3 separate regions of the Homo sapiens genome follow, and regions 2 and 3 are each linked to region 1. The links are chromatin loops, found by intact Hi-C in ENCODE. Cell type or tissue: HCT116. All regions are shown on one strand. Links, peaks and the distances in the headings refer to the core of each region. The heading gives the core; the rest is flanking DNA.

The links. Peaks named below come from ENCODE experiments on the same cell type or tissue, not always from the same donor. Only the 100,000 strongest peaks of a DNase experiment are listed, where the experiment ranks them.
Region 2: it touches region 1 in a loop (12-fold over the local background); 14 of 110 quality-filtered maps call a loop at or near these places.
Region 3: a loop joins it to region 1, with 6 times the contacts of the local background. A loop is called at or near these places in 3 of 110 quality-filtered maps.

Annotation. Positions count from the first base shown.
Region 1 is chrX:49,188,484-49,197,673 of GRCh38, reverse strand. SYP (synaptophysin) reads left to right here. Exons shown (of 7, transcript NM_003179.3): 4 at 3,313-3,508; 5 at 4,211-4,402; 6 at 5,911-6,241; 7 at 8,392-9,190. The coding sequence ends at 6,237. Among named protein-coding and RNA genes, the nearest start is that of SYP-AS1, 5.8 kb to the left of the region's middle. RefSeq lists a cis regulatory region at 3,766-4,286, an enhancer at 6,442-6,511 and a silencer at 7,351-7,430. In HCT116, for the core only: a CTCF peak has its summit at 4,747 (motif pointing left); a DNase peak (open chromatin) is centred at 6,523; H3K4me3 peaks cover 1,642 bases; H3K27ac peaks cover 1,123 bases.
Region 2 is chrX:49,747,579-49,759,110 of GRCh38, reverse strand. No RefSeq gene overlaps it. Among named protein-coding and RNA genes, the nearest start is that of PAGE1, 57 kb to the right of the region's middle. In HCT116, for the core only: a CTCF peak has its summit at 4,675 (motif pointing left); a DNase peak (open chromatin) is centred at 4,680; H3K27me3 peaks cover 2,361 bases.
Region 3 is chrX:49,833,353-49,844,884 of GRCh38, reverse strand. It overlaps PAGE4 (PAGE family member 4), which reads right to left. Exons shown (of 5, transcript NM_007003.4): 5 at 10,621-11,039. The coding sequence ends at 11,023. Among named protein-coding and RNA genes, the nearest start is that of PAGE4, 9.8 kb to the right of the region's middle. RefSeq lists enhancers at 1,825-2,119, 8,218-8,718. In HCT116, for the core only: a CTCF peak has its summit at 6,269 (motif pointing right); a DNase peak (open chromatin) is centred at 6,294.

The sequences.
Region 1 (9,190 bases), core at 2,034-7,033:
AGGGGCAGGGTGGAACCGGCCAATACCTCCCCCCGCAAGTAGCTCCTGCCCAGCTCCCACCTCGAGGCTACATCCACTGGGATCACTGAGCACCTGCCTTGTACCTGGCACTGCTCTGGACTCTAGGACTATGTGGTGAGCAAGGCAGACATAGGCTGTGGCCCTCTGGCTCTGTTCCAGCGAAGGGGTAAGGGACAGGCAATAAACAAGATACAAAAGTAAGACAGGTGTATATACATACCTTAACCCAGTAGGTACCCAATTAATGTTAGCCAATATTATTATTTAATCCCCATTCATTCATTCTATACACATTTTTGAGAACTTATTTTATATCTGGTACTACTCAAAGTGCTGGAAGCATGATAGTAACTAAAACAGACCCAACTCCCGCCAGGCACAGTGGCTCACGCCTGTAATCCCAGCACTTTGAGAGGCCGAGGTGGGCGGATCACCTGAGGTCAGGAGTTCGAGACCAGCCTGACCAACATGGAGAAACCCCGTCTCTACTAAAAATACAAAATTAGCCAGGCGTGGTCATGCATGCCTGTAATCCCGGCTACTCAGGAGGCTGAGGCAGGAGAATCACTTGAACCTGGGAGCCGAAATCGCGCCATTGCACTCCAGCCTGGGCAACAAGAGCGAAACTCCATCTCCAAAAAAAAAAAAACCAGACCCAACTCCCTACCTTCATGGAGCCTACATTATAACAAATAAATTAACAAAGAGGATAATAGCAGACTGAGAGAAACTCGAGGAGATCCTCATGTAGGGTTTTATGGTAGAGAATAGAATAATGAGGGGTGCTGCTTAGATATAGGGAAAAATTAAACCCAATTAAACAATTCTGACATTTATTGAGCTCACACTGTGTGCCGGGCAATACACTGGGTGCTAGGTGCACAAGAATGAGCACGGCTGGCATGGGCACTACCCTCACAATGATGTTTACCTCCTGCAGGGTGGGATGACAGAGACCCACAGACACAATCCCCGCACAGGTTTCTGAGACTCCCCCACTATTTGGCCAAATCACATAACCACTCTGGGTCTCAATTTCCTCATCTGTAAAAAGGAATACTAATAATATCTACCTCACAGGGTCGTGGTTAGCATTCAATGAGTTAATATTCATCAGGTGCTTAGCACAGTGCCTGGCACACAATAAGTGCTCCATCAGTGTCTGTTCAATAAGTAAAATAAATTTAAGGGACTCAGGAAAGAGGACAGGGGTTGAGTTGGAAACTGGGGGTCTTCGAGTACTGAGGGTAAATGTAGGCTCAAGTGATCACCCAGTGGGGAGATGGAAGAGTGAAAGTAGAAGAAAACCTAGCACAGGCCCTGAGCAATGATGGAAAAGAGAGGAGATGCCGGGAAAGTGTGGCCTGAGAGGCAGAGGGGCAGCCAGGTATCCATGGGTCCACAAAGGCAAGGGAGAAAAGAGTCTGGGGAAGGAGGGGGAGCTGGCAGCAAGGGACACTGCTTAGAGCCAGTCCTTTGGGGATCCACAAGACCACAACCATCCCCTGTGCCCCCTCCCCACGCCTCCCATGTCTAGAACTTTGGGTCCTAAGGCTCTAGCCCACAAGTCCCCTAGAAAAACAGTCTTGGCCCTGGGTCCCCCTGAGCAAAATCCCTCCCAAACTGCCCTAATACCCAAGGACCTCTCATTCCCTCTTAGGGACCCCCTCTCCTGACCCAGCCCACTAGAAACAGAAACTCAAACCCAGATGCAACTCCTAGCTCCATCATTTAGGAGCTGTACAACCTTGGGCAAGTAATAACCTTGCTAAGCCTCTGTTTATTCATCTGTAAAAAGGGTCTAATAATGCCTTCTTTAGAGAATTGCTGGAGGCTGTCATTAATGAGACATTTATGTAAACTGCTTAGTAGGTGACTAATAAGTGCAAGCCTCTTCCCTCAGGGCCTTTGCTACACAAAGGCATTGGCACCATTTGCTCAGTCTCAGGATCCTGGCCTCCAATCTGAGACTGTGCTCCAGAACTTCTCCCACAGACATTTTCTCTCTACAACCCCCACCTCTCCTCCATCACACCACAGGAAAGGCCTTAGTCCCAGGACACCTCCCCTCTTCCCTCACATACACACACCCTGTTCCAAGATCCCTTTACCCTCCTTTCTTTCTGTCTGTCTTTTCCTGTTATCTAGTCGCTGGCCTCTCCTCTGCTATGCATACATTTTTTTCTCTCGGGGACCTGAACTGGGGTGGGGGAGAAAAGTCAACATGAGATAGGGAGAAAACAAGGTTCAGATCTCAACTCTGACATTCCCTTGCCAGCTGTGTGACTTTAGGCAAGTTAATGCACTTCCCTGAGCCTCTGTTTCCGCCTCTGTACATTTCATTTGATAAACATTTCTTGAGTGTCTGCTAGGTGCCAGCACTGTTCCAGGGCCTGGAGATAAACGGAGGTGAAAACACAGGAAAAAGCCCTGCCCTCTTGTAGTTACAGCAAAAACCAAGATTAAAAAAAAAAAAAATACCTGGTATGTCAGATGGGTACCACTACTATCGAGAAAAGTGGAGCAAGGAAGCCAGGCTAAGAAGTGCTGGTTGAGAGAATGTTTCAATTTAATTTTAAGTAGGGAGATCAGGGAAGGTCTCAATGAGAAGGTGACAGTTGAGCAAAGCTTCAAGGAGATGAGGGAGGCCGGGCGCAGTGGCTCACGCCTGTAATCCCAGCACTCTGGGAGGCCAAGGCGGGCAGATCACAAGGTCAAGAGATCAAGACTATCCTGGCCAACACGGTGAAACCCCGTCTCTATTAAAAGTACAAAAATTAGCTGGGCGTAGCGGCGCATGCCTGTAATCCCAGCTACTCAGGAGGCTGAGGCAGGAGAATCGCTTGAACCCGGGAGGCAGAGGTTGCAGTGAGCCGGGATTGTGCCACCGCACTCCAGCCTGGTGACAGAGCAAGACTCCATCTCAAAAAAAAAAAAAAAAAAAAAAAGGAGATGAGGGAGTAAGACCCGAAGCTATCTAGGGGAAAAGCATTCCTGGCAAAGGGAACAGCCAGTACAAACAAAGATCCTAGGGAGGGAGGATGCCTGGCAAGTTCTAGAAATAATCAAGAGGCCAGAGTGCTTGGGTTGGAGTGAGGGATGAATAACACCTATCTCACCAGGATGTTTTGAGCAATCAGTGAAATGTGACTGGTACATAGTAGGTGCTCGATGAATGGTTATTTCCTCCTCTTCCTGGGGCCTTGTCAGAAATGGGGGGACCCATGATTGGGCTGGAGGGTTGAGGGTGTTCTGAGGGGCTGGGCCACACCTGCCCACCTCTGTTTGCAGGCTGCACCAAGTGTACTTTGATGCACCCACCTGCCGAGGGGGCACCACCAAGGTCTTCTTAGTTGGGGACTACTCCTCGTCAGCCGAATTCTTTGTCACCGTGGCCGTGTTTGCCTTCCTCTACTCCATGGGGGCTCTGGCCACCTACATCTTCCTGCAGAACAAGTACCGAGAGAATAACAAAGGGCCCATGCTGGTGAGTCCCCACAGCCACTTGCATGTAGGGACCATGGGGACACGGAACCCCAGGGACACAGCCATGCTCACAGACCACACCAAATCCCAGACAGGCCCACATGCAAACAGCCACCATAACAGCCACACATATAGTTGCTGCTGCTATTAATCCACACCAGGCATCCGGGACACAGAGTCATAGAGTCACGGAGACATACAGCCTATGCAGAATCCCAGACAGGCCCACACCTGAGAACCTTCCCACTCTCACACAACTACACAGCCTAGATCAAAGGAAGAGGCCCACAGAGGTTCGCTGTGACAGTCATGCCTGTCATCATGCCACACAGACACACTGATTCCTACACCACTGTACTCACATACCCTCAGCCTAGACACAAAATGACAAAAATTCCCACATGCAGACAAAAGTAGAAAGACACATTACTTTCCACAGATTCGGAAATCATCCCAGAGTTCCCCTCCCCCCAACACCCACAGCCACATATCACAATCACACTCCCACATCCTCTGTGTCATGTACACACACAAGCTCAAGCTGGGAGGGCCACCTTCAGGTGAAAGTGTTGTGGGCTTGAGAGCTGAAAAGGCAGGGGAGAGACAGGCCTCTTCTGGGGGACCTGTGATCCGAGGAGGCCCCAGGGCCTAGCGTGAAGCAGTCCACTCACAGTGCTGTCTTCCTCACCCCTGCCTGCCTTAGGACTTTCTGGCCACGGCTGTGTTCGCCTTCATGTGGCTAGTTAGCTCATCGGCATGGGCCAAGGGGCTGTCAGATGTGAAGATGGCCACAGACCCAGAGAACATTATCAAGGAGATGCCTGTCTGCCGCCAGACAGGGAACACATGCAAGGAGCTGAGAGACCCTGTGACCTCGGGACTCAACACCTCGGTGGTAAGCCCTGGGTGCTGGCTGGAGGAGGGAGAGTGGAAAACAGTACAGTCCGGCATGGGGAGTGGTGGAGTGGGAGAATAAGAGGAGAGTCAGGGGAGATCCAAGGGGTGTCCCTGAAGAACGCGTGCCAACAACAACGTTGAAGGATGAGCTAGCAATTGTAACCACTGTGACACCACAGACTGTCCCCAAAGGGGGAACATGACAGGTTTGGGAGACCTGGATCCCAGACCCAGCCTAGACATGTAAAATAAGCAACTCAGCACCCTCTTGGGACCTCAGTTTCCTCATGTGCAAAATGAAGGAAAAACTTGAAATGTTTCCCCACTTGGATGCCCCCTACTGGCTGGAGTCAGACTGTCTGCGCTCAAATCCCAGCTCTACCTCTTGCAAGCTCCCTGACCTGAAACTAGTCACAGCCTCTCAAGGTTCAGTTGAGCATGCATAATCGAAGACTAATAATAGGTCCTGCTCCAAAGTTGAGTATTTATTGAACTAAGAATACGGAGTGCTCAGAAAAGGGCCTGGCACAAGGTAAGTCGTATACAAGGGTTACAGATGCTAAGATTACAACTTTTCTTTCCTGTCACTTGCTGGATGTGAGACTTCAGGTAACTTAGCCTCTAGGGCCTCAGTTTCCTCAACTGTAAAATGGAGATAGTATTTCCTGCCCAAAACTGAATTTTAAGTGAGCTTATAACATGTAAAGCTCTTAGAAGAGGGCTTGGCATATAAGGAAAGGTACAGAAAGTGTTTTATGTCTTAAAATTACTTTATGTGGCCGGGTGCGGTAGCTCACGCCAGTAATCCCAGCACTATGGGAGGCCGAGGCGGGCAGATCACCTGAGGTCGGGAGTTCAAGACCAGCCTGACCAACATGGAGAAACCCCATCTCTACTAAAAATACAAAATTAGCTGGTGTGGTGGTGCATGCCTGTAATCCCAGCTACTCGGGAGGCTGAGGCAGGAGAATTGCTTGAACCCGGGAGGCGAAGGTTGTGGTGAGCCGAGATCGTGCCATTGCACTCCCGCCTGGGCAACAAGAGCGAAACTCCATCTCAAAAAAAAAATTATGCAAGTTTCATATATCTTATACATGTGCACTTATACATATATTTTATCTACATTTATTTAGATGCATGTTAGTGGTATAGCTATATTTAATAAGTTTGTATCCTTACATTTTACTATGAATATATTACAAATTTACATTTTAAACATGCATAAATGTGTATATAATGTGTATATGTGCAAATATGTAAATAATTGTATATGTAATACTGATAGATCGCAGCATCCCCAGGGCTCCAAATTCTTCTAACACGCCCACCCCGCCAGAGGTGATTTTTCTGCACATCGACGTTCTCGCACTGGGACTCAGAGAGTCTGGGTTTCAGAAACCCCCACCTTGCGGAGCCTACGGATTCATTCCCCGCATGCTCATTCCTGCACGCAGGGCCGCCAAGGCAATGGGCGGGGTACCACAGCCGAGCCTTGTCTCCCTGCAGGTGTTCGGCTTCCTGAACCTGGTGCTCTGGGTCGGCAACCTGTGGTTCGTGTTTAAGGAGACAGGCTGGGCCGCCCCGTTCCTGCGCGCGCCTCCCGGCGCCCCCGAGAAACAACCGGCACCCGGGGACGCCTACGGCGATGCAGGCTACGGGCAGGGCCCCGGCGGGTACGGGCCCCAGGATTCCTACGGGCCTCAGGGCGGCTACCAGCCTGACTATGGTCAACCAGCCGGCAGCGGTGGCAGTGGCTACGGGCCTCAGGGCGACTATGGGCAGCAAGGCTACGGCCCGCAGGGTGCACCCACCTCCTTCTCCAATCAGATGTAGTCTGGTGAGTGACCGGCGAGCGGTGCGGCCAAGGAGGGTACAAGGAAGGAGACGAGCGGGTCAGTGAACCAATAAGAGTCAGGGGTAGAGAGTACGTAAGGCGTTTACTGGGGCAAGTAAGGACTGAAGTTTGAAGGAGCCAATCAAGAGGCAGAACTACCTGCTAAGAGCTGAAAAACTAGCTAATGAATGGAGAAAAGAAGAATGGTGCTTCAAGATGGACAGAATGAAGAGCCAATGGGAGGGAGGTAGAAGGGCAACTCGGCGGAAAGGCGGGGGGAGAGAAGCAGAGCAACCAATAAAGGGAGGGAATATCGGGGGACTTGCGCAGTGGCGAATCAGCGGAGCGCAAGAGCCACGGAAGCGACGAGGAGGTGGGTCTTAGAAGTGACTGATAAGCCAATAGGTGATAAGGCCAATAGATGGTGAGGGTAAATGGGCGTGGATCTTGAAGGTCAGACGAGCTCACCAATCCGGGAGGAGGGGATAGATCTGCCGCCTCTCCCCAACGCTGGAGGGGAGGGAAGTAGTGTGGAATTTCAAAGGAGGAAGAGGGATAGGGTGGGGTCCTGGAAAGGTTTGCCGGCCTTCTTGCTGGGCCTTAAAAGAGAAGTGAGGGTCGGGGCTTGGTGGCTCATGCCTGTAATCTCAGCACTTTGGGAGACCGAGGCGGGCGGGCCGCTTGAGCCCAAGAGTTCGAGACCAGCCTGGGCAACATGATGAAATCCCACCTCTACAAAAAATACAAAAATTAGCCGGGCGTGGTGGCATGCATCTGTGGACCCATCTACTCAGGAGGCTGAAGTGGGAGGATCACTTAAGCCCAGGAGGTTGAGGCTGCCGTGAGCTATGATCCTGCCACTGCACTCCAGCCTGGGCAACAGAGCGAGACCTTGTCTCAAAAAAAAAAAAAAAATGGAAAGAAAGAAAGGAAGAAAAAAAGAAAGAAAGAAAAGAGGCCAGGTGAGGTGGCTCATGCCTGTAATCCCAGCACTTTGGGAGACCAAGGTGGGCAGATCACCTGAGGTCAGGAGTTCGAGACTAGCCTGGCCAACACGGTGAAACCCCGTCTCTACTAAACATATAAAAATTAGCCGGGCATGGTGGCGCACGTCTGTAGTTCCAGCTACTCTGGAGGCTGAGGCAGGAGAATCGCTTGAATCTGGGAGGCGGAGGTTCCAGTGAGTCGAGATTGCGCCACTGCACTCCAGCCTGGGCAACAGAGCGAGACTCTGTCTCAAAACAAAAAAAAAAAGAAAAAGAGAAGTGAGATTTCCCTCAGATAGGAGGGAGGATATAGGGGAGGAAAGGCAGGAGGAAAAGGCTAAGGGGTGGCTAAAAAGTGGGGGAAGGCAAGAAGGTGGCAATACTTGGATGGAGGTAGCTTCTGACACTGGGTTAGCCAGGATGGAAAGGGCATCCCACATCTAATTCATCAAAAAATCCTGTGGGTCCTACCTTCAAAAAATATATCCTTCATCTTCCACTGTCATCTCTCCCAGACCTCTTCTCAGGTCTCCATTTCCATTCTGTTCTACTCACAGCATCTGGAGGGATTCTGTTAAATCCTAAATTAGGCCACAGTCCTCCTGTGTCAGAACTCTGCCCTGTCGCAGGCTGGGCGTGGTAGCTCACGCCTGTAATCCTAGCACTTTAGGAATGCTAGACTTGAACTCCTGGGCTCAGGTGATCCTCCCACCTCAGCCTCCCAAGTAGCTGAGACTATAAGTGTGAGCGACCATGCCCAGCTCACTTTATTTTTTCCATTTCACTTATTATTGTCACCCTATGTTATACGAGATAATCCACTCATGCATCATGTTCGCTGTGTGAAGTCTATCTCTGCTTCAGTATAAGCTCCACAAAGACAGGGATCTTTGTTTTGCTCAATATAGTTTATCACAAATGGCTAGAACAGTACCTGTTAAGGGACTATTTTTTTGGTTGGAGGAAGGAGACTGTAATCTCTTTGGTACCTAACCCAGTGGGGGCAAGGTCAGGTATATCTTCTCAGCAGAGGCAGCTGGGATGAAGCTGGCTCCAGGAAAGAAGAAAAGACATAAAGCCAGGACAAAGGCATAACAGCCCAACCCCTATCTGAGGGCGCCACCCATGTCAGACCCCCTCTCCTTTCTGTGTCTTTTGTCTCTACAGGTCAGTGAAGCCCAGGAGGACCTGGGGGGGGCAAGAGCTCAGGAGAAGGCCTGCCCCCCTTCCCACCCCTATACCCTAGGTCTCCACCCCTCAAGCCAGGAGACCCTGTCTTTGCTGTTTATATATATATATATTATATATAAATATCTATTTATCTGTCTGAGCCCTGCCCTCACTCCACTCCCCTCATCCACTAGGTGCCCAGTCTTGAGTGGGCCCCCTCTCTTACCCCGTCCCTTTCCCTGCATCCCTTGGCCCCTCTCTGTTTACCCTCCCTGTCCCCTGAGGTTAAGGGGATCTAAAAGGAGGACAGGGAGGGAACAGACCTCGGCTGTGTGGGGAGGGTGGGCGTGACTTCAGACTCTCTCCTCTCTCTCCCTCCACTCCTCCCAACTCTGGCCTTGGTTCCTCCAGCAATGCCTGCCTGAACAAAGGCCGTTAGGGAAATCCAACTCCAGGGTTAAAGAAAGGCAGAGATTGGGGGGGCTTGGGGTAGAGAGGACAGTTTAGGACCCAAGGTGGTCTTGGAGAGGAGGTGTGGAGTGGAGGGGTCAGCAGGGGGGTTGGGTTCCAGACAGAGTGGATCTGGAGTCTGAAGGAGAGGAGTGCGCTAGAGCATTCTGGGGTGGGGCTTGGAAGGGCGCTGAGGGCAGGGTTCTAGAAGGGGCGAGGCTTTAAGCGAGGCAGAATGGTGGGCTCCAGAGTAGGTGGGTCTTGGATTGGTACCAGAGCCTATGGAAAGGGTGTGGCTTGGAACATTTGGGAGACTGAGCTTGATTCTAAAGGGGACAGATCTTGA
Region 2 (11,532 bases), core at 2,607-7,606, 560 kb before region 1:
GCTTCAAACTCTTTTGGTAATAGGCAGGCACTAAATAAAACAATACTACCTTGCCTTATAGGCTTGTTGTTATCTCTGCTCTCTAGGAGTATAAATCTCATGGAGAAGACTGTGCAAAAAAAATTTTTTTTTTTGAGACAGAGTTTCACTCTTGTTGCCCAGGCTGGAGTGCAATGGTGCAATCTTGGCTCACTGCAACCTCCACCTCCTGGGTTCAAGCGATTCTCCTGCTTCAGCCTCCCAAGTAGCTAGGACTATAGGCATGCACCACCATGCCCGGCTAATTTTTATTTTTAGTAGAGACAGGGTTTCGCCATTTTGCATAGACTGGTCTCAAACTCCTGCTTCAGCCTCCCGAGTAGCTGGGATTACAGGCGCCCGCCACCACACCCAGCTAATTTTTTTTGTATTTTTAGTAGAGACAGGGTTTCATCATGTTGGCCAGGCTGGTATCGAACTCCTGACCTCAGGTGAGCCGCCCGCCTCAGCCTCCCAAAGTGTTGGGATTACAGGCGTGAGCCACTGCGGCTGGCACAAAATATTTTAACAATGTAACATTTCTGCCCAGTCAATGGGATCATTCGGAAAGGCATTTTGCTTCTTTTTTCTTTTTTAAGCAACAGGGTCTTGCTCTGTCATCCAGGCTGGAGCACAGTGGTACGATCATAGCTCACTACAGCCTCAACCTCTTGGGCTCAAGGGATTCTCTCACCTCAGCCTCCCAAGTAGCTGGGACTACAGGCACATGCCACCAAGCCCAGCTAATTTTTCTATTTTTTGTAGAGATTGGATCTCACTATACTGTCCAGACTGGTCTCAAACTCTTGGCCTCAAGCCATCCTCCTACCTTGGCCTCCCAGAGTGCTGGAATTGCAGGTGTGAGCCACCTCGCCCAGGATAGAATGGCATTTTGAGTAGGCCAATATGTGCAGACATATGCCCTAAAAGGTTTGGTTTCATTGAAGTAATACAGCAGGAAGCCAGGAACCAAAGCCTTGAATCAGAGATGAGATTCCATCTCTGGGCCTTTCATAACCATGCATGGCTCCAAATTCCCCATCACCAAAACAGAAAATTAAAGCAGAATGTACTCTCCAGGTGGCCCTCTAAGTAGGAAATAAAATCTTATCACCCTACTTATGATTATAGAATCAAAGATTGGATGGGTCTTTAGGAAAGATGAACTTATTTTCCAGATATGCAGACAGGGACCCTGAAACTCAGCGAGGGCAGCAGACCGGCTGGGTTCCAACAGGGTTGAACCTACTTTCTAGCCTTGTATTCTACTGTGATATAATACAGACTGATGAATTTGTTTCTCTTTGTCTCTTTCTGACCATCAAAGCAACTGATTTCTACATGAGAGAAGAATATACATGCTGAGAGAAGAGGATCACCTGGAGATATGTACCAATTCTGTGTCCCAGTGAGAAATTTACAAGTATCTGTATAGCTCTTAATGTAGAGATTGGTACTTATCTAACAATGGAAGTTCAAGTTTCTAACTGCTTTCCTTTTGGCCTAATTTGATAAGGATCAGATTAGCAAATCAGAGCAAAGGTGAGATGGGGATGTAAATATTCATTGGCTTCTGACATTTCTAAGCAAGAAAGCCAAGGACTTCTACCAAGCCTGGAGATTGTTTCTCTTAAGATGCCGGGAGGGTATGCTAGTCCAGGCTCCAAGAAACACTGACCCATGTGCCATTTTGAAAAGCCCATCAGATCCACACAATCACAGTAAGAGAAGAACGTTTATTTCTATCCCCTTTGGCTACTGCCTCATTTCCATTCAACCTAGAAAGAGGTAAAAAAAAAAAAAAAAAAAAAAAAAAAATCGGCTATGCTGTGATCTCACTGCGTTGAGTATGGTAGCTTTCACAGGAGTCTTTACCTTATTAAGATGGGTCGGGTAAGGATTGAAATTATCCCAGCTTTCCTCTCTATCACACATTCAATTCAACACTGTGATGAGTTTTCATAAAGGTTTTATAATTCTCAGTGGTATGGTGAATAGCCTTTGGCCTTTAAATCAAATGACAGAAAAAAGTTTCTTCAGGCAGAAAAAATGAAGATTCTATTTCTGTTCCTAGATTTAGTTATCAGTCACCTGGTTTCACATTAAACTTTGATGATAAGTTATTCAATAGCCATGATATCAGAAGTTCTGCTGGCCAGAACAAACTGCCAGTAACTACTCGCATGACTGAGAAAGCACTGCTTCTCATTTCCCCTTTCTTTTGCCCAGGAGATTGTGGTTGTGATCTCCCAGTCCTGCTGGCTCCAATGCCTGCCTGCCTGCCGTTTTTCTTCCTTCCTTCCTAACCAAGTTCTATCTTCCTAATAAGAATACACTAGCATTCCATTAAGAGAGCCAGACAGAGAGAGAGTGAGAGGTAGAGAGAGAAAGAGAGAGGAAGGTTACCAGATTAAAGTTTTTATCAGACGATATCTCCCAAGCAACCTAAAGCTTTTAGTCTGTCAGTCCCTTCCTCACATCTCCAAAGGGCCAGGAGGGAAGGAAGCCCTTCCTACAGCATATTGTGGAACTGGCCCAGCCCAATGCACTTTTAATTCCTCAGGAATAGCATCACTGTCCCCGTTGTTTCCCTGGGAGGTCATTCTACTGCCTATAGCTTCCACTCTACTATGGAATTAATTGTTTCTCCACCAAATTCATAAGTTGAAACCCTAATCCCCAATACGACTGTATTTGGAGATAGGGTTTACAAGGAGGTAATTAAGGTTAAATGAAGTCATACAGTTATTTAACCTCAATTAAATCAGGGCAGGTCCTTAAAAGAAGAGATAACAGAGCTCTTCTTCTTGCTCTTCTTCTTTCTTTTTCCTTTTCTTATTTTTCTTTTTTCTTTCTTTTTTTGTTTTTTTCATTCTTTTTCTTCTTTGCTCACAAAGAAGAGACTATATGAGGACACAGCAAGAAAGCAGCCATCTGTGAGCCAAGATTGGAACCCTCACCAGAACCAAATCAGCCAGCACCTTGATCTTGGACTTCCAGCCTCCAGAACATGAGAGGATAAATGTCTGTTGTTTAAGCCACCTAGTCTGTGATATTTTGTTATGGAAGCCTGAGCAAACTAAGACACACTTCAATTCCTTTCTGCCCATTTCCTTCTCTGTAGTGCCTTCTTACTGCCTGCAAATTACTCTTTGGGGACTTACAGTCCTGAAGCAGAGGCACATTCCCACTTCTCCTAAACAGCAGCTTCCCTGAGCTACACATATTAAATTCTTTTAAGCTCACCTCATTTTTTCAATGATTTTTAAGGCTCTTCTCCATACTTTGTCCAATTTCAAGTAGTACATTACTTATATGGATGACAAATTTCAACTCCATAAACCATCTTGCATGAACAACTACAAGATATAAAAACTCAAACACTCACTGTATCCTCCAGTATGAGTGCATTTGTGCATATGTGCACATAACGCTGGTTTGTTATATATATTTCATGAGTGTCTTAGTCTGTTTTCTGCTGCTATAACAGAATACCACAGACTAGGTAATTTATAAAGAATAGAAGTTTATTTTGCTTATGGTTCCAGAGGCTGGGAAGTCCAAGAGGCTGGTGCTAGCATCTGGTGAAGGCCTTCATGCTTTGTTATCCCACAGCAGAAGGCAGAGGTGAAACCAGTGCTCAAGGCAGAGGGAGGCACCAGGGGCTGAACTCACTTTATAACAACCCACTGTCATAATAACTGACCTGCTTCCATGATAATGACATTAATCTAGTCATGAGAGCAGAGCCAATCACCTCTTATCAGGTCCCAACTCCCAACACTCCTGCATTGGGAATTAAGTTTCCAACACATGAATTTTGAGGGGGACACATTCAAACCATAGCAAAGGGTAAAGGTAAAACATTATGGCCATTTAGGTTTCCTTGATTCTACCCAATTATAAATACCAAGAGAAACCTGAGTTCCACTTCCCCAATCTCATCCAAATATTTCTCTTCAATGAGATTTTGAAAACCTATCCAGGGATTGGTTAAAGATGGCAAAATATAAAAGAAATCAACTTCCTGCATATTTCCAATGGTGAATTTGTTCCATTAAAAGGCGTCAAATGGGAGCATGTACAGGATGATTATTTCTCAGAGTCCTGTGGGAGAAAGCAAGCTGGGGATTCTGTTCATGTTTCCTGCATTTGGACAGAGGCCCTGCTGGTAAGTTCCTCTGCAAGAGATGAACAGAATCCAGTGTTATCTAAATGTCAGACGGGATCATTCTAGAGAGTAGCCCCTTAAACTCTCTAAGAAGAGGAGGTTAAATTCTCTGTCAAAACTTCCATACATTCCACTCCCTCTTCCTCAAAGGAAACCTCAGAGCTGAGGTACCAAAGTGACAGCAAACAAACAGAAGGCCATAAATGCTACCTGCTTCTGTAGCACTGCAGTTTGTGCATAGACAATGAGCCACAATAACACTGACAGCAGCCCAGCTCTCTCCTTGTTCATTTTGGATGCAGGCCCTCATAGGCATAAATCGCTGTTACATAGGTCCACTGTGCATTTTAGCAATTTTAGGTGTTAGATATTTCAAGTGATTTTATGCCAGTGACAAGGGGTGGGGTAAGCAACTGTCTATGGAATAGAGGTTGTGAAGAGGCGGCCACTTCAGGTTCCCCCTGGTGCACAGACACCCAGAGCCCTGTAGGCGGAGACACAGAGCTGTCCATCTGAGCAAGCAGCGCTTTGTTCTTATTTGTCTTCCCCACAAAATACGTACACTTAGCATTGCGACTTTTCCTTTCCATTTGCATCTGTGAATCCTAGGGAGAAATCATAAATATCTGCATGTATCTATCCATGCATTTAAATAAATGAAAGTTGGCAGTGGCTTTCTTTTTTCCATTTCAATTGATAGGCACAATGCATAAAAAGGGAATTAGTGTTGATCTTATTTTATCAAAGCAATTTCAAGAAATCTTTTAGTCAAAGAAGAAAATCAGCTATTTCTTAACACTGTGTTAAGTGGTAATTCATGCACCTGCGGAAATACAATGACCACACCTGCCATTGTGCTTTGGGCCAGACCTTGCTTGGAGAACATTTAAAGGGCAGTGTGTTTATTCTACCTGCATATGAGGAGGCACACAGATGCCCGCATGTAACACATCACAGTCAGAAATTCTATCACATGCAACCTGGGCATGGGATGGGACCATCTATGTACAGGTGCCAGCTCTGCCTGGAGCCAGGTAGAGAGACCAGATGGCTGCTGGGAGGGTTCCTGCCTCTCCTGATGCTCTGGACACACCAGATGGGAAAATACTAGCAAATACGCATGCCGTTTTCTCTGGACATGTTGATGCCTGAATAAATGTCCTCCTTTTAAGCAGCGTACTAGTTTCCTGTGGCTACCGTAACAAATTACCACAAACTTGATAGATTAAAACAACCAAAATTTATTTTCTCATAGCTCTGGGGGCCAGACGTCCAAAATCAAGGTGTCAGCAGGGCCATGCTCCCTCTGAAATCTCTAGGAGAGAATCCCTCCTTGCCCCATTCAGCTTATGGTGGCCCCAGACATTCCTCGGTTTCTGGTAACCTAACTCCAGTCTCTGCCTCTATCTTCACACAGCCTTCTCTACTGTGTCTCTGTGTCTCAATCTTCCCTCTCCTTTCTCTCATACAGACACCAATCATTAGATTTACGGCCCACTCTCAATCCAGAATAACCTCATCTTAACTTAGTTACCTCTGCAAAGACCCTGTGTCCACATAAAGTGACATTCATAGGTACTGGGGGCCAGAACTTGGACATATATTTTGGGGGGACACAATTCAACCCACTACAGGCAGCATATCCAAGATGTCTTGTGGCACACTGACTTGTTACAAATTGCAGCCATCCCCAAATCATTTTCCTTTTCTTTTCTTCATACCCCAGGAACTAGAACTACAAATAGAAACTTCAGTGAAAACATGGCGTGCTCACAGGTTTTGACTTAGAAGCAGGGAGGAAAGGCATTTATAAGACCCTGCAATCTGGACACTATGCTAGCCTGGAAACTCCACACTTGTTCTCTTCCAATCCTGTAAAATAAGGATTGCTGTCACCAGACTGCAGATGAGGTTACTGTGGCCCAGAGTAACCCACCCAAGGTCTCCCAGCAATCTCTGGGCAGGCCCAGGTGTGGAGACTGTGTCTATCTGACTACACAGCCTCATGCACTGTGTGTATGAGATTGTAGGGACAGAGTCAGAATATATGGCTACAACATGGCAGCATTTGGAGAGCTCTTGGGAGGGCCCAGACCATTCCCCCGACTAAGCTGCCTTACCAGCTTGTTAGTGCCTGTTTTTCCTTCACAGGGAACAGCCCCTTCCATTTTATAAATACACGTAAGGATGTAACCCAGAGAGGAGTAGTACCTTCTCTGAAATACATACCAAAAGTAGACCAGGTCCTTTTCAGAGGCAGATTTGATCAGAAGAAGAAAACATAGAAGACAGCAAGGGCTGCTAGCAGACCCCCCTGAGAAAGAGGTTGAAGGCATCTAAAGATAGAAAATTGTGCAGTCCACTATCTTAGCTCCAGCAGCAGTAACAAATTTTCAGAGACTGGGTGGCTTAAATAACAAACATTTATTTATCAGTTCTGGAAGACCAAGATCTAAGTGCCAACTTACTTGGTTACTGGTGAGGGCTCTCTTCCTGGTTTGCAGATGGTCATCTTCTTTTATCCTCATATGGTGCAGAGAGGAAGCCAGTTCTCTCGTGTCTGTTCTTTTTCTTTTTGAGAATATGCTATTTTAAAATTTTTATGGGTACATAATAGTTGTACATATTTATGGAATACATGTGTTACAAGTATATAATGTGTAATGATCAAATCAGTGTAATTGGGATATTCATCACCTTAAACATTTATCATTTATTTGTGTTGAGAACATTCCAAATCCACTTCTATAATTATTTTGAAGTATACGATAAATTACTGTTAACTATAGTTGCCCTATTGTGCTACCAGATCAGTAGATCTTATTCCTACTATCTAACTGTATTTTCGTATCAATTTTTTAAACGGGCACTTATCCCATCATGAGGGCTCCATTGTCATGACCTAATTACTTCCCAAAGGCCCCACCTCCTAATACCATCACATTGGGGATTAGGGTTTCAACATATAAATTCTGGAGAGACACAAACATTCCATCCATTGCAGTATGCCTGGAGCAGCCAGCTTCCTCTGTCTGATCAATTCTGTGTGGGTATCTGACAGCTAGGTGATTCTGGATCAATCAGGCACCTCTATTTGTCTCAGGTTCCTATCTGTAACACAGAGCGAGAATAAACATTCCCACCTATCGAGGATCTGGAATGGCTTCCCTGGAACTCCTTGATGCTGGCTTGGGCAATGTTTTACATGGAAACAAACACAAGTCACATACTTTGATCCAGGAGACAAATTGAAATTAGGCCATCAAAATAAAACCAGAAGGGAATCTTCTGAAAAAGAAATTAAATGAATAAATATTTTCTCTAAATAGAAAAGTAATGAGCACGGTGTATAGAGAAAACCATGCCAATTCTAAGAAATAAGTTAATATATTCTTTAGACAGAACCAGGAAATCAGAGAAATATAAAGTCCCAGCGCAAAAACGTGCAAGATAATTTGATAAACCATTCCCTGACAAGAAAGTAACTACACTTAGAACAGCAAGAAGAAATCTAAGGGAATGGAGCAAAAGCAAACAGGCTAAAACAAAGCAAGAGGGATTGTGGTGAGATACATGGAAGAACTTCCAGACCGTTATAGGAATGAGGACTAAGCTCTGTTTTTGTTTTTGTTTTTGTTTTAATCTTGCCCAAATTCCTTTCTAAGGGGTCTGGGGAGTCATGCCCTACAAACCATAAATTCTCTCATCAGATGGGTTTTATTTAACCATGTATATCATGGCTTACTTTTCAATCTGATTCTGACATAACAAGGGAAAAAGTCAAAATGTTTTACCCCAAAATATATTTCCTTGCCATACCTTGGAATTGCCCTGCAAAGTCTCTTGTAGGAAAAATCCGCCTTCTATAGAGAATCCCTTTCCCCCTTTGTTTTCCTTCCTTCCTTTCCAGATCCAGGAGATAATCAACTAAGAGCCAAGCACCCTTTTAAGTCCGATAAGAAACACTTTACAACTTGCTCTCTCTGAAGTCTACTATCTGAGAGCTTCCTCTGCACAATAAAACTTGGTCTCCACAATCCTTTACCTTACCCTGAACATTTCCTTTGATCCTGGGTCTTCAGATAAACTCAGCTAATTGTCAACCAGAAAATGTTTACATTTACGTATAGCCTGGAAGCCTTCCCCATTTTGAGTTGTCCTGCCTTTCTGAATGAAACCAATGTATTTCTTAAATGTATTTGATTGATGTCTCATGCCTCCCTAAAATACATAAAACCAAGCTGTACCCTGACCACCTTGGGCACATGTTCTCAAGACCTTCTGAGGGCTGTGTCACGGGCCATGGTCACTCATATTTGGCTCAGAATAAATCTCTTACAATATTTTAAAGAGTTTGACTCTTTTCGTCAACAGGTATAAACTGTTGATCCAAGGAGGTATGGAATCTATTACCCACAGATATTCAGAAAAATGATACATATTTCTATTTAGTTTCCTAACTGCACAATAGAGGGAGTTTTCTGATACTCGGAAACTTGTAAGAGAAAAAAAAATAACTTTTTAATGTACATTTGATCCCCCAAAAAATGTTTTTCATGGTTTTATATAATAATGACTACTATTTTCCTAGTGTTACAGTAATAAGTATATTATGATGATGATTATCATTCCATAGAAAGATTTACTAATATTTTTAGAACATCTCTTGGGTGCCACATACTTTTCACATGTGAACACACATAACCCACCTGTAAGGAATAAGGAACCTGAGATGCAGTGCATTCGAGTAATCTTTCTATATCATGTGGCTAATCGGTGATATGACAGGAATTCAAAGCAAGTTTGACTGATTTCAAAGCCCAAATTCTTACCACTACACTGAACTGCCTGAAATGTACATGGTTTACATTTACAGGTTATGCTCTCTCAAGCATTCTCTAAGCTCCTGAAAGGCAGAGGCTCTGTATTTGGCCTCTGTCTTTCCCACATCTGCCCCTCCTCATCTAATCAGCCAGCCGATCTTGTTTCTCCTCCTTCTAAATATGTTTTGAAGGCATTAATTTCTCTACCTCATCAACTCTATTACCTTCCAGCCAGCCACCACCGTCCTTTATAAGAAGCATGAAGACCACTAACTACCTTGCTCTGCCTCCAGGCTTGCCTTTTCATAGTCAACTTTTTGTAGCTAGAGACAGCTTTCTAAAATGCAAATCTGATCAGGTTGTGCTCTTCCCTACAACTCTTCAATGGTTTCACATTGCCTCCTGCAATGGACTGCATGCTTGCATCCCCTCAAGTTCCTATGTTGAAATCCTAAACCCGCATGTGATGGTATTAGGAGGTAAGGCCTTTGGGAGGGGATTAGGTGATGAGAATGGTGCCCTCATGGATGGGATTAATGTCCTTATAAAAGGGACCCCAGAGAGCTCTCTCATGCCCTTTCCACCATGTAAGGATGCAAAAAGAAGTCAGCAGTCTGCAATCGGAAAAAGGTCCTCAGCAAAACCATGCTGACACCCTGATTTCAGATTTCCAGTCTCCAGAGCTGTAAGAAAAAAATTATGTTGTTTAAAAGCCACCCACGCTATGATATTTTGTTATAACAGCCCAAGGTGACTAAGACACCTCCCAATGCTCTCTACACTCATAATACAGTTCCCAACTTTTGCTCTGCTGTCCTGCCAGGAAGGACATTGCCCACCAGCTTCACCAGGCTAACTCCTACCTGTTGTATGCAGTTCCCCCAGTTTCAGTTTAGATGCCACCTTCTCCTCCTCCTTGATTGCCTATGGCTGCCCTTGAGACTCCTTCTGTATACTCCTATGGCACCCTATGCAGGTCCCTTATAGTGCTCACCAAACTGTGTCACATATATGGCTGTTGATTTGTTTCCTCCATGACAGGACTAAAGCTATTCAAAAGCAGTGACTGTGACCTTTTCATAAATGACTTCCCAGCAATTCAAAAGTCAAGTTCCCAATAACTGTATGAATGAAAAAAAATGTATGGTAAGGTCTGGACTCAAAATCAGTGCTTAATAACTGCTCCCTGGCTAAATAAATGCATAGGAGAGACTGTGCAGGACCTGCTCCAGATTAACTGACCTGCAACACAAGGATTCTCTTCTCTCTAGGCACTCAAACTTGACTTCAGACAGCAGAGTGGAAGGCCTTACTAGGGCTTCCAGAAATAGAGGATGGGAAATGTTACTCCTTTGAAAGCAGGAAAAGAATGATCTGTGGTTGCTAGGTCGTTCTTCCTGTTCTTGTGTCCCAAACTGCTTTTCTTGAATAATTCAGGCTTTTTGTTAGTCACCATAAACAAATGTGACAACAGATTAATTTTGATTTGAGGTTATGAAACAAAGCAAGGGGGTATTGGTACATAATGTCCACTTTGATGTCACAGCCCAAGGATAAGGAGGATAATTTAATTTGTTTTCTCTGGACGTTCAGCTCCCCCAAGGGAAGAAATATTCAACCTTAGGGCATCTTCTCCATCAGTTGTTTTTCTCTGGCTCTTCCTGTTCCCTGAGTGGAGAGGGGAGGTGAGCATTTGTCCTTTAAAGACTGTTAGATAATGTTGTTGGGAATGTAAGAGAGTTGGCAGAGAGGGACAGAGGACAAGCAGTGCTTTTAAAGGGAAAAAAACCATATGTTCCACTTTGATTTCATAAGTGTCTCAGGATGTGTCTTTAAGAAAAGGAAAGAAATGGCAATTTATATGGTCATTTAGATACTGCAATTGCCTGTCTTTGTGTGTGTAAAGAGGTTCTGTGGAGGCAGATGACTGGGAGTTCAGCATAGCTGTCCACATGCCCCCTCTAAAGAAATTTGTATGTTCGTTGGTCTGATCCTGACCCTCAGTGGTTCCCTGTGTCGCGCTCCTTAACCTGCATTAGAAGCTCTGGGCCATTAGAAATTCGCAAGGTGAATAGAACAGCAAGAAGAGAAGATCCAGCAATAGGGGAGGGGGTAACTGCAAATACAACAGCAAAAGCATGAGGAGGAGAACAGATATCCAGGAATTAGCAATGATTTTAAAAAATTGAAATACTATATACAAAATAAACAAAATATTAGGTGACCAAACTTATTTACTAAACTGAATGACTGAGGTGTTCTGAAGGTCTTGCTAGTTCTTCAAGTAACACAAACAAACCCATTGCCTCTTAGGCTAATTATGTGGGAAAATGTTATTCTCTTAACAATGCATCCTTTTTATTAAACAGCATATAAGCAGATTTTTATTTTAAAAAAATTCCTTTCTGACAACCTTATTTTTTTCATTTTAGGCTATGTTTTCTTGTCCAGCATATTTGTGCTTGTGAATTTTTACCACAACTACAACCACAGGCTTAGAGACAGAAATTTTTTTCTAAT
Region 3 (11,532 bases), core at 4,083-9,082, 650 kb before region 1:
CAGCCTCAGTCTCATTATACTTCAGACAGCGTGTGGCGAGAGTGCTGAGGAAAAAGAGCCAGCTGACGCGTGGGATTGCCAAGCAACAGCTTATGAAACGAATTTAAACCATGGCAACCAAACACTGCAGACCCAGCACTAGCCTCATTTCATTTACAAGAGTAAGAGGAGGGCTTTGTCAACAACCGATGAGATAAATGAGAGGACTACTGGCTATGCAAGTGCAAAGAATTATCATTATCATCATCATCATTATTTTAAAGCACACGATGCCAAATAATCTATGAAAATGATTCTTGAAAAAATACAGGATTAGACACATCATTATTCCACATATATAAACTGTGTACACATACATTTTTGAAAAATACATATCTCTGTTATCCAAAATCTCAACCGGTTGCCTTTTATTTAATAGAGCTATTTATTGGGGGATGGGGAAGGGAACACATGAACGTCTCATTTAAAACGAATTTATTTATAAAGCATCTTTTAATTAATTCCCCACAATAATGTTATGGGGTTGATATTGGTTTTTTCCACTCTACTGGCAGGAAAATATGACATGGGGGTTCCCTATGAATTTTCACAGGACACACAGTTAATAAAGCACAAATCCAAGACTCCCCATTGCAACAGTGGCTTAAGACTCAGACCCCTCTGAGAATCTGATTACGCTATATCTCTTCTCCCTTGAAAAATGCATGAAAAGCACCTGGCATAGTACGTTTGCCTGTAATTCAATGGGACTCATGGTTCCCCTGATATGCATTCATGCAACCCAGCTGGAGGAACAATATTCAGTTGCTTTTAACCATAATACACACTGCTCTCAAGACATATTGTTTGTTTTATTTAGTGTTTACAGGAAGCTTCCCCAAAATTCAGAGGGTTGTTAAGCTAGGAACCATGCAGTGTTAGTAGCTGCAGGCAGAAGGGATCGGGCATCGCCGAGTTGTTAATAATTTTGACCTGCTCCAACTTTGATCCCTCAAAATTCAATCTTGAAATCAACCTTTGCTCACTACATTGGCTAGGCACCCTTGCACTGAAATGGAAGAACCCGATGACTTAGTGAACAGCTGGGCCCAAGGCAAGTGGCTCTGTCTCTGGGTATGTAGGGCTATTTTGTTCACCTGTTGTTATCTGGACATTGTCACCTTGCTGTCAGGAGACCTCATGGCTGTTCCAGTAATGGGAGGAATGAGGTCTTTACCTGACTCTCACTACCAAGCCAGTATGGCAGTGTCTTTTTTCTCAGAGGCCCTAAAGTGGTTTTCTGAAGACCCACACTAGGAAAACTTCAAGTCTTTGACACAAACCTTTGCTTTCTTACTGTTCCTACCCTAATGGATGGTGCTAGTGTCTGTAAACACCACAGATTCTCTTCTATTTCCTCAATCCCAAGGCCCAGACTAAAAGTCTTTCTTGCCCTCCAGGGAATACCATTGTGATATTTGGAGATGAAATGAAAGGGAACCCAAACCAGTCGGGAGCAGGGAGAGGAGAGAGAGAGAGAGAGAGAGAGAGGAGGGAGAGAGAGGAGAGGAGAGGAGAGGAGAGAGAGAGAGAGAGAGAGAGAGAGAGAGATTGATTCTCCTTAAGATTTCAACATAGTCTAAAATGGAGGTTGAAATCCCCTGGCCTTGAATGTCATCGGTATCTCTCTGCCTCCCTCTCAGCCCTCCCTTTAGTGTAAGGGAGCTTTATCTAGTCTTAGATGGCTGGAAGTCCCTTGGACAAACCATATATCCTTGTATGCCTGTCGATAGGCCAGGTCCTTATGTCTTGGTATTCAAAAGACCTAAGATCTTCCAACTCAAAAAGCCTTTCGTTTAGTTCTATTTTCTCAGTGTACATTTTCTGAAATCTCTTCTGTGACTCAAATGCTGATCTTGGGCTCTTTGATTCTATTTGCATTTCTGCTGAAATAACTCTACCCTGGGGCAGAAGCCTTGGGTCTGTCATCTGCAGCAGGGCCAAGAGTACAAGGGCAAGCTGGAGCTTGGGGTGAAAAACAAAGGTTAATCATTCACAATATCACACCTTCACAGGAAGAAGGAGAAATAAGTTTGTCAATAAAGTGATGAGCTCAGGAGGAAAAAAAAAGACCCAGGCAGATCCTAAAAGTGAACCTCTGCCTCTTCTCTTCTTTCTCCCCCTAGAGGAAGCTCCATGTTGAAACAGGAGACTTTAGTCTTGTTTTTGTTCCTACTGGATGTTCCATCTCCTAGCACACTAGCCATTGTGATCTGGAAAGCACTGCCTTACACATACCTTATTGTATGTATTCTGTCATTTAAATCTATAAGACAGTGTGTTATACCTGGAAGCAGATGAGGAAATGAGACTTACAGAGAACAAATAACTTGCTCTTGGTACATAGCTAAGAATTTAAACTGAAATATATTTTCTGTCAAGTCCTATGCTTGAGAGAACGTAACCTAACAGTTTCCTAGACGTTGGCTCCTGTCCAGGTTGAAGCAGGAAAGGGATAGCACTGCGCAGTCCCAAGGTCAGAATGTGTATGCCATATTGGAATCTGGGTTATAAGGCATCTTTGTGGGCTGAGCCCCGGGTCCAGTTGTTTATGAAGTCCAAGACATTTTAAGCATGAAAGGGGCTACAAGATATTGGAAGAGGGTATCCCCTATCACTCATGATGTCACCTTCCTTTAGATATGCATGAGTATGCAGAAAAGAGTTAACATAGCATCCCTGAGACTGTTATATTTAGAAAGACCCTTGGCTGGCATCTAGGAACTTGGCACTTGTGGTAGGCAAAATACTGGATATGCAAGGATGTCCACGTCCTAATCCCTGGGACCTATGAATATGTTACTTTACATGGCAAAAAGGATTTTGTAGACATGATTAAGGGTTGGGGCTTTGGGATGGGAAGATTATCCTGGATTAACTGGGTGGACCCAATCCAATCACAGGAGACCATAAAAGTGGCGAACCTTTCCCAGCTGTGGCCAGAGAGATGTGACTTGAGAAGGATTCGACTCACTGTTCTGGCTTTGAAGGTGGAGGAAAATGCTACAAGCTAAGGAATGTGGTGGCCTATAGAAGCTGAGAATGGCCCTCAGATGACAGCCTAAGGAAACAGGGACCTCTGTCCTACAATGTCAAGAAACTGAATTCTGCCGACCTGGAATGAGTAGGAAATGGATTCTCCCCTAGAGCCTCTAGAAAGGAACACAACTTTGCCAACACCTTGATTTCAGCCCAGAGACCTAAGCTGGACTTCTGACCTACAGAATTGTTAGACGATTCATTTATACAGTTTAAGCCTCTAAGTTTGTGATCATTTGTTATGGCAGCAATAGAAAACTAAGACAGCAGTTGACATGTTCCCTAATTGAGAAGGGTGGTTCACAGTGCCTAACCAGTTTGTACCAACAACGTAGTTTATTCTGAACACCTGCTTTCCTTCCGAGAGTCTGGAACTTGGGTACATAATAGGCAGGGGGTGCCTAATGACCAGACCCTAGTAAAAATTTGGGGCACTAAGTGAGCTTCCCTGGGCAAAACATTACCCACATATTGTGCATTTTCATTCTTGGGGAAGGATGTGCTCTATGGGCCCCCTCACAGGAGAAAGAGAGCATGAGGAAGCCTGTGCGTGGACTTCTGCAGACCCCACCTGTTCTTTCTATTTCTTGCTGATCATATTGTATAACCTTTTGCTGTAATAACAGCCATGAGTACAATAATATACTGAGTCCCATGAGTCCTAGCTAATTCACTGAATGTCTGGGTGGTCTTGGGGACCCCTGAAATGTTGAAGGGTCACAGGCCACATTTTGAGTGGCCAGCAAGTTCCAAAGTGCTACAGTAGATGTGATCTGAAGGCAGGCCTTTACATTCCATGTCTCACTTGGGTTGGTGACTGATAGAAACATGGGGCCCTGGATGACTGCCTTCCCTGTTGCTAAGCAACAGTGGTGTTTTCCAGAGCAGGGCAGGTTGGGGGGGGCGGCAAACAGGAAGTGCCATGTTCCACCATGGAAGAGGCACACCTGCTCCCTCTGGTGGTCTGTGCCTTTCAGCTGGCGTGGCCAGAGATGGGCACTTGCCATCATTGATTCATAGAAGGAAATATGGAGGCCGCAGGCTGACCCATCAGCTGGATGTTGAAGTTAGATTCCAATAGACCTTGAGGCCCAGCAATCTCAAGCAATTCCACTATGGGAATGTTTCATCAATTTCTCCTGGAAATATGTCCTAAGTGCAGAATTGTTTCAAGAAAATATCTGGATGGGCCGGGCGCAGTGGCTCACGCCTGTAATCTCAGCAGTTTGGGAGGCCAAGGTCGGTGGATTACCTGAGGTCAGGAGTTAAAGACCAGCCTGGCTAAGATGGTGAAACCCCGTTTCTACTAAAAAGACAAAAATTAGCCGGGTGTGGTGCTGCATGCCTGTAATCCCAGCTACTCAGGAGAGTAAGGCAGGAGAATCGCTTGAACCTGGGAGGCGGAGGTTGCAGTGAGCCTCCTGCCACTGCCCTCCAGTCTGGGTGACAGAGTGAGACTCTGTTGCAAAAAAGAAAGAAAGAAAGAAAATGTGTGGATGGACAGTAGAATCTTGTAGCACACACTTGATTGTTCTTTTCCTCTGAGTGGAGACACTAAATGTGGAGGGGAGTCACCTCCTGGATGGGAGTCAGAAACCCTACGTGAAGGTGTAGCTTGGTATGAGTGGAGTTACCTTTCTTGATCTCCCTTATCTAACAAGACACCTCCAAAACACATCTCTTAGGTTTCTTCCGAAATTAGGGGCCCTAAGTGTCAGTGAAATTTTACAACTACAGAAGGAAGGTGGCCAGCTTAGTTTGTTCTCTTATTCCACCATTCTTTCAGTCATGTATTGAGGCACCAAGCTAGCTGCTGTTGAATACAGTGGTAAACCAGTCGGCCATGGAACCTGTGCCCCACCGCCCCCATGGACTTCCCTGTCCAAAAAAATCCTTCCATCTGGTATCACCATGACCTGTCCCCTAATAATCAATATGGAGTCTGACCACCATTTTTTTGTTTTTAAGAGGCAGGTCTTGCTTTGTCACTCAGGCCGGAGTGCAGTTGCATGATTATAGTTCACTGCTGCTTTGAATTACTGGACTCAAGCCATCCTCCCACCTCAGTCTCCCGAGTAGCTGGGATTACAGGCATGTGCAACCATACCCGGCCTGACCACTGAGTCAAACAGACCTAGATTCCCAGTACTGCCTGGGTCATATGTAGAACCTACAGCTAGATAGACAGGACCTGGAGAAGGGATGTGGGACTCTGAAGCACACATGCTCAATGCTGTTTTCCCAAAGTCAGAGCATCATCATCCCCTGTCCTACCCAGGCTCTTCTGAATAGCCCTTTTAAATTTTGGAGAAGCCCTGCATTGAGTCCTTCCTCCCAGGAGGTTGCAGTGAGCTGAGATTGTGCCACTACACTCCAGCACTCCAGCCTGGGTGACAGAGCAAGAATCTGTCTCCAAAAAAAAAAAAAAAAGAGTCCTTCCTCCCTAAGGTGGAAACCAGAACTCAGCCTAGAGGAGAGGTGTGAGCCCTAGGCTCCACCAATTAGATGTTCCCCATTCAGATTTTGAATCAGGAGAAACACGTGAAGAGACCAGCGGAAATCAGAAGAACAGAAGAAGCTATGCCTGGTGACAGTGTCAGAGAGACACTGAGTTTTCACAAGCAGCCGTACTGAGTTTTCACAAACAACTGTAAGAGATATCCTAGTGGTGCTGGACTCAGCCTCAGTAGCTCCTGTCCGCAGAGGGGGTAGGATTGCAACTCGTGGCCACCTAGCTCCCAAACCAGATTCTCTGGCCTTTTTGAGGTTTCCCTGAGCTACTCAATAGGTGTTCAAAAATCCCTTTTCTGGGTAAGCTAAAATTGGTTCTGTTGATACAACTAAGAAGCCTGACAGGAAAAGAGGAACCTGAAAACAAAACAAAACAAAACAAAACAAAACAAAAAACAGGGGACCGCCAATTTGCTTTCTTTTTGACACTGACAGGACTAGGGATCAGGAGCATCTGGTGTCAAAGATGACTAGAGTAGGGGTCTCTAAGTCCTATTCTGGCTACCCATTTGTAAAGTTATTTGTTTATTTCTTTAAGCTCTTTTTCGATTTTAAAAGTCCTAGGTCCTCCATCCCTAAGGCCTGAACTCCTACACTTACCTATGAAGAGGATTGAAAACGTGCAAAGTGAACCCATGCTGCTAATTGGCATTAATGTTGCTGTGTGGCCTGTGCCCCACTGACCACAAGATGGCGAAAGAGATTATCACATCGAGCCAGCCTGTCTTCCTCCACCATCTCCACACCAGTATTATCCGAAAGAAAACATTTATTGAGCACTTACTGTGTGCCAGGCACTGTTCCAAGGACTCGAACGTATGAAGTCATTTAATCCTCACAATAATCCTATGAAATAGGTACCATTTCACGTGAGGAAACCAATGCACAGATATATCTGTCTGGTTTAGCTTTTAGCTATTTTCATATCATTTATCTACCGCTATTGTCCATCTATCATCTATCTATATCTACATATTAATTTACTATCTACATCTTTTGATTTTAAGTGCTTTTACATTATAAAAGTAACACATGTTCATGGCAAAAATATTCAAATGATGATAATTAGTAAAGATACAGTCCTCACCCCTCCCTGTTTATCATCCCTGTAGAACTAGTAATAACCATTGTTAACAATTTTTGTGTATTCTTCCATAAATTTTCTATGAATATTGAAGTATATTTTATACCTATATCTTACACACACACATAAACAAGACCATATTCCACACACTGTTCTACAGTGCTTTTTCCACTTAGCATTGCATCTTGGATATCAGATGTGGGCTGGGATGGCTCTTGCCTGTGGACCTCATTTAGAGGCCTTGGGTATGACACTGGCTGCACTCACCTGTGTACCAGGGAGCAAGTAGTGTCATCTGGTGCACCAGAGCCCCAGGTGACAGTGAGTGTGGGAGATTGGGGAAGCTGACAGGCTGCAGGGAGTGAGGAGGTATAATGGGATGTGGGGTAAGTTTGTTGATGGTTCTCAGGTAGGGCTGGCCCTCAGCTCTGGTGTATTCTGGTCCCTGACCCTGGTCCCAGACAAAATTCAGATTTGGATGCAACCAACGTTCACAGTGCCTTTAGGACAGGCCTAGATGTTTACTTTGCACATTCGCACTTTTTTTATCTCAATCTATATAGAATCCTTGGGAGGGAGGAATTATCTGCATTTTACAAGCAATAAAGCTAAGACTCAAAGAGGATCATCTACATGTTATTATACAAAGTTTTTCAGAAGTAGAATCAAAAGCCAACTCAGTTCTTTTGATCCCCAATCCAGGGTACTATCCATTGCACTTCAGCAAAGGCTTCTGGAATAGTACCTTGTGCCTGACACAATGGTCGTAGAGTACAGGCTTTGTATCCCCTTTTACAGCTCTGATCTTCCTCCCTTATTCTTCCCCTCTTCCATGCAGGCTTCCCCCAGCCACTACAGAGCTGGGGGCCAAGTGGGTGCCAATTCCAGAAATGTTTCTGAGGCTGTGAAATGTCCCCTCCAAGGAGCCTGCCTGAGGAGTGCAGGCAGAAGCTGTGACAGGCCATCTTTTCTGCAGCCGAGCCTGCCTCCAGCCCCATCCCAGTCTCCCCTCCCACCCCAGGTCCTGCCCTTCCCAGAAAAGGATGAAGCTCCAGCTGCAGTTCTGGGGAGGCCTGGACCCCAGCTCCGAAGCGGCTGTGGCTCCCAAGGCTGCTGGGCCTGGAGAGGCATGTCCCTGGCCCATCTTATCAGCGCTCTGCAGGGTCTGGGCTTGCTCCTTGTCTCCTTCTGGGCTCCTAAGGCCATAGGTGGGTTGATGGCTTGGCAGCCAGCCTTCTGGCCCAGCAGATGCTGAGCAGCCCGGGGGCACAATCCAGCTCTTCTCTCCAAGGCCAGCTGGAGGGATGAGGCATGACAAGTCCATCCCTACAGCTGGCACTTCCCCTACAGCTGAGAGGGGGCCTAAACTACAGGACACAGTCCCAAGACCCTTAAGCCCTGGCAGCGTCCCCAGGTGGGCAGCAGGTGGAAGTGGAAAGAAGCCTGTGGAGCTAGCTGCCAGCGGGGAGAAGGGGTTGGACATGGGGCTGAGGGGCCTCTGGGAACCCCTGTGCCAAGGGGCTGCTGGCACTGGGCAGCAGGACCCCAAAGCCCATGAAGAGTGTGCCCAGAGTAAGTGGCTCAGACCTGGGGCATGGCTCGAGGGTGTCGGGCTGTAGCTGCTGGTCCCAGAGAGTGCAGCCCAGGGCAGGCATCAGGACATGGGTCGGAGGAGAAAGAGTGTTCTAGGAAGAGTCCAGTCCCCGAGTCCTGGTGGTGGCTGGCTGTAGCCTAGTGCACGCTGTCTGGCTTGTGTGGCTGTGCTGCCTGAGTATACATACCCTAGCAACATTCTCCTTGCTCAGCACGGGACATCAGCTCTCCACCTGACCCCTTCCTCCAGGGAGGGGATGGGGAGGCCTCCTAGGGTTAGCAGCAGGAGTTGGTCCTCAGGAATCAGGAGCCCTTGAAAGGAGGAAGCGTGGTTCCCATACAACTGAGGGTCGCCCTGGGCCCCATCCTTCCTGAGTCAGCTTGAAGCATTCCAGCATCCTTTCAATAAATGTCTGCCCTTTGCGGCTTGCAATGAATCTCTAAAACTAGTTCCTTGCTGTGATGACGCACCCAGTTTATGAGGCCATTCCCTTCTATCTGCCACCTCTCTCTTGCCACCAGGTGACACATGTAGAAAGTAAAAATGATGTCCAGGTTGTATTAGATTTCCTTGCATACCTACAGCAGTTCCAATACCTGGTGATGGACTGGGAGGAGTACAACCTAAAGGAAAGACCAGGAGCTCACCAGCAGGTCTGCTCCACATCCCCTCCTCAGGGTAAGAATCAGTGTTAGGCTACCTTAAAGGCAGACAAAGCCAAGTGCTTAGTTTGCCAGTAAGGAAGAGCCCCACCTCCTTATTGCTTTTTGTCTGCTTATTCTCTCAGTTACCAACTTCTTTTCCTATTCTGCCAATTTTCCCATCATATTTTGAAACCACATTAGGCTCACATTTAAAATCAAATCTTCCTAGTGAATTGAACCTTTTCTCTGTGAAATACCCCTTTTTATTCCTAGTAATGCTCATTTGCCTTAAAGCCTATTTTAATTATTTTGTGCAGAATATCTTTTGTCCATCCTTTTACTTTCAACTTCTGTAAATTTTTATGTTTTGGATGTATCTTTTGTAAACAGATATTGTCAGTTATCTATACTGTGTAACACAACAACAGCTAGAAAGTGTTCAAATGTTTGGAAGAAATACACTTCCAAGTAATCTATCGTTCAAAGAAATAATGTGAATTAGAAAATATTGAGTTGAATAACAAAAATACTAAATATCATAATTTGTGGACTGCAGCTAAAGCCCTCATTAGAGAGAAAGTTATGAAGTATACATTAAAAAGAAGACTGAAAATTAATGAACTAAACAGCTATCTCAAGGAGTTAAAAACAGCAAATTAAACACAAAGTAAAAGAATAAACGTGGGAGCCAAAATTCACAAAATGTAAAACAAAAATAGGATAGCCAAAAGTTAGTTTATTTTGAAAAGACCCTGACATTGATCAAGAATACAAGAGAGAAGACACAAATGATCAGTTCTATGAATGAAAACAGGCATTAAGAGGATAAAGAGAGGATATTATGGACTATTTTGTATAACAAAAATTTAGATAATATGGACAAAATCCTAGAAAAATAAAACCCAAAGTGAAGAAATAGAAAACTGAAATAGTCCTAATGTGACTAAAGATATTGATTCAATTTTAAACTTCCCTACAGAGAGAACTCCAGGTCCAGATATCCTCACTGGCAAATTCTATCAAACATTTAAGAAAGAATTCCAATGTTAGCTGAACTATATGGAAAAATAAAAGAAGAATATACATTCTAACTCATATTATGAAGCCAGAATACCCTTGATACCAAGGCCTGAATGGAGTGAGTATTAAAAATTTATAGGTCAAGCTCGTGAACAAAAGTGCAAAAATCCTAAACAAAACATTAGGAAAAGGAACCAGTAATACATAAAAGGACAATATATCACAAATTAAATTGGGCTTATTCTAGGAATGCTATATTAACAGCTTAATGGAGAAATATCATACACCTCAATAGATGCAGACCAAGTGTTTGATAAAATTCAACATATATTCATGGTGAGCATGGTAAGTACTCTTAGAAAACTAAGAATTTTTTGAAAAGTCCTTAATCTAATACAGGTTGAGTATACCATCCCTGAAATGCTGTTTCAGATTTTGGAATACTTGCATCATACTTACTGGTTAAACATCCATAATCTGAAAATCTGAAATCTGAAATGAGCACTTCCTTTGAGCATCACGGAGGCACTCAAACAGTTTCAGATTTTGGAGGACTTCATATTAGGTATACTCAACCTATAGAAGGAATCTACATATATTTTTAAAACCTATCATAGTGAAATGTTGAAAGTTTCCCTCTTGACATCAGGAATATGACAAGAATTCACATCATCATCACTTCTAATCAACATTGTACTGGAGGGGTCTGGCCAGTGTCATAAGGACCAGAAATGAAAGTACAAAGCCTCAAAAGGAAAAAACAGAATTATCATTATTTACATGTGGTATGATTGTGTATGGAGAAAATCCAAAAGGACGTAGGGATAAACCAACAGAATAGGCAAGTTTAGCAATGTTGCCCAACACAAAATCAGTATACAAAAATATATACCAGCTCTAAACAGAACACAAGGATTTTTTAAAGATACCATTTACAATAGTGTCAATTTCCTAGGAATAAATTTTACAAAAGACACGCATGACTTCTTCAGAGAAAACTCAAACTTTATTGAGAGAATTTTCAAATTTTCAGTCACATTTTCAATGTGACATCAGCCATGTGTGTAGCTTCAGCTTGTCTTCTTTTTAACTTATGGCTGCCCATCTCCTAAAATATAAACATAACAGTTGAGTTCATTACTTAGCAGAACTTTACTGAGATGACACTAAAAGCACACAAAGAACACTAGTTTTGGTTTCTTAAGATGAAATTAAAACCAGAACGCTAACCACTGCATAGACTTCTATGCTAATGTACATTTTCAGGCATATGTGTACTAATTTTTAAAATGCCTCACTCTAGTGGTACAAGGAAACAAAGACTTCTCAAGCCAGAACAGATTAAATGCTATGAGCCCATTTAAAGATCATTTTAAGTAGAGGGCAAAAACAGCCACTGATTTCAGTTTTGTTTTGTTTTGATTTTTTAATCAAACAAAAAGTCCAAGAAGCAAAAAACAAGCAAGCAAACACAGTGTCACTCAAATGTATTGACTAAAAACTTTCTGCTAATTATATATTAGCTAAGGAATTGTTTAGCTGACTAAAGAGAGGTCAAAGAATGCCATTCCATTTGGTTTGTCTCTTTGAGCAAAAGTGCA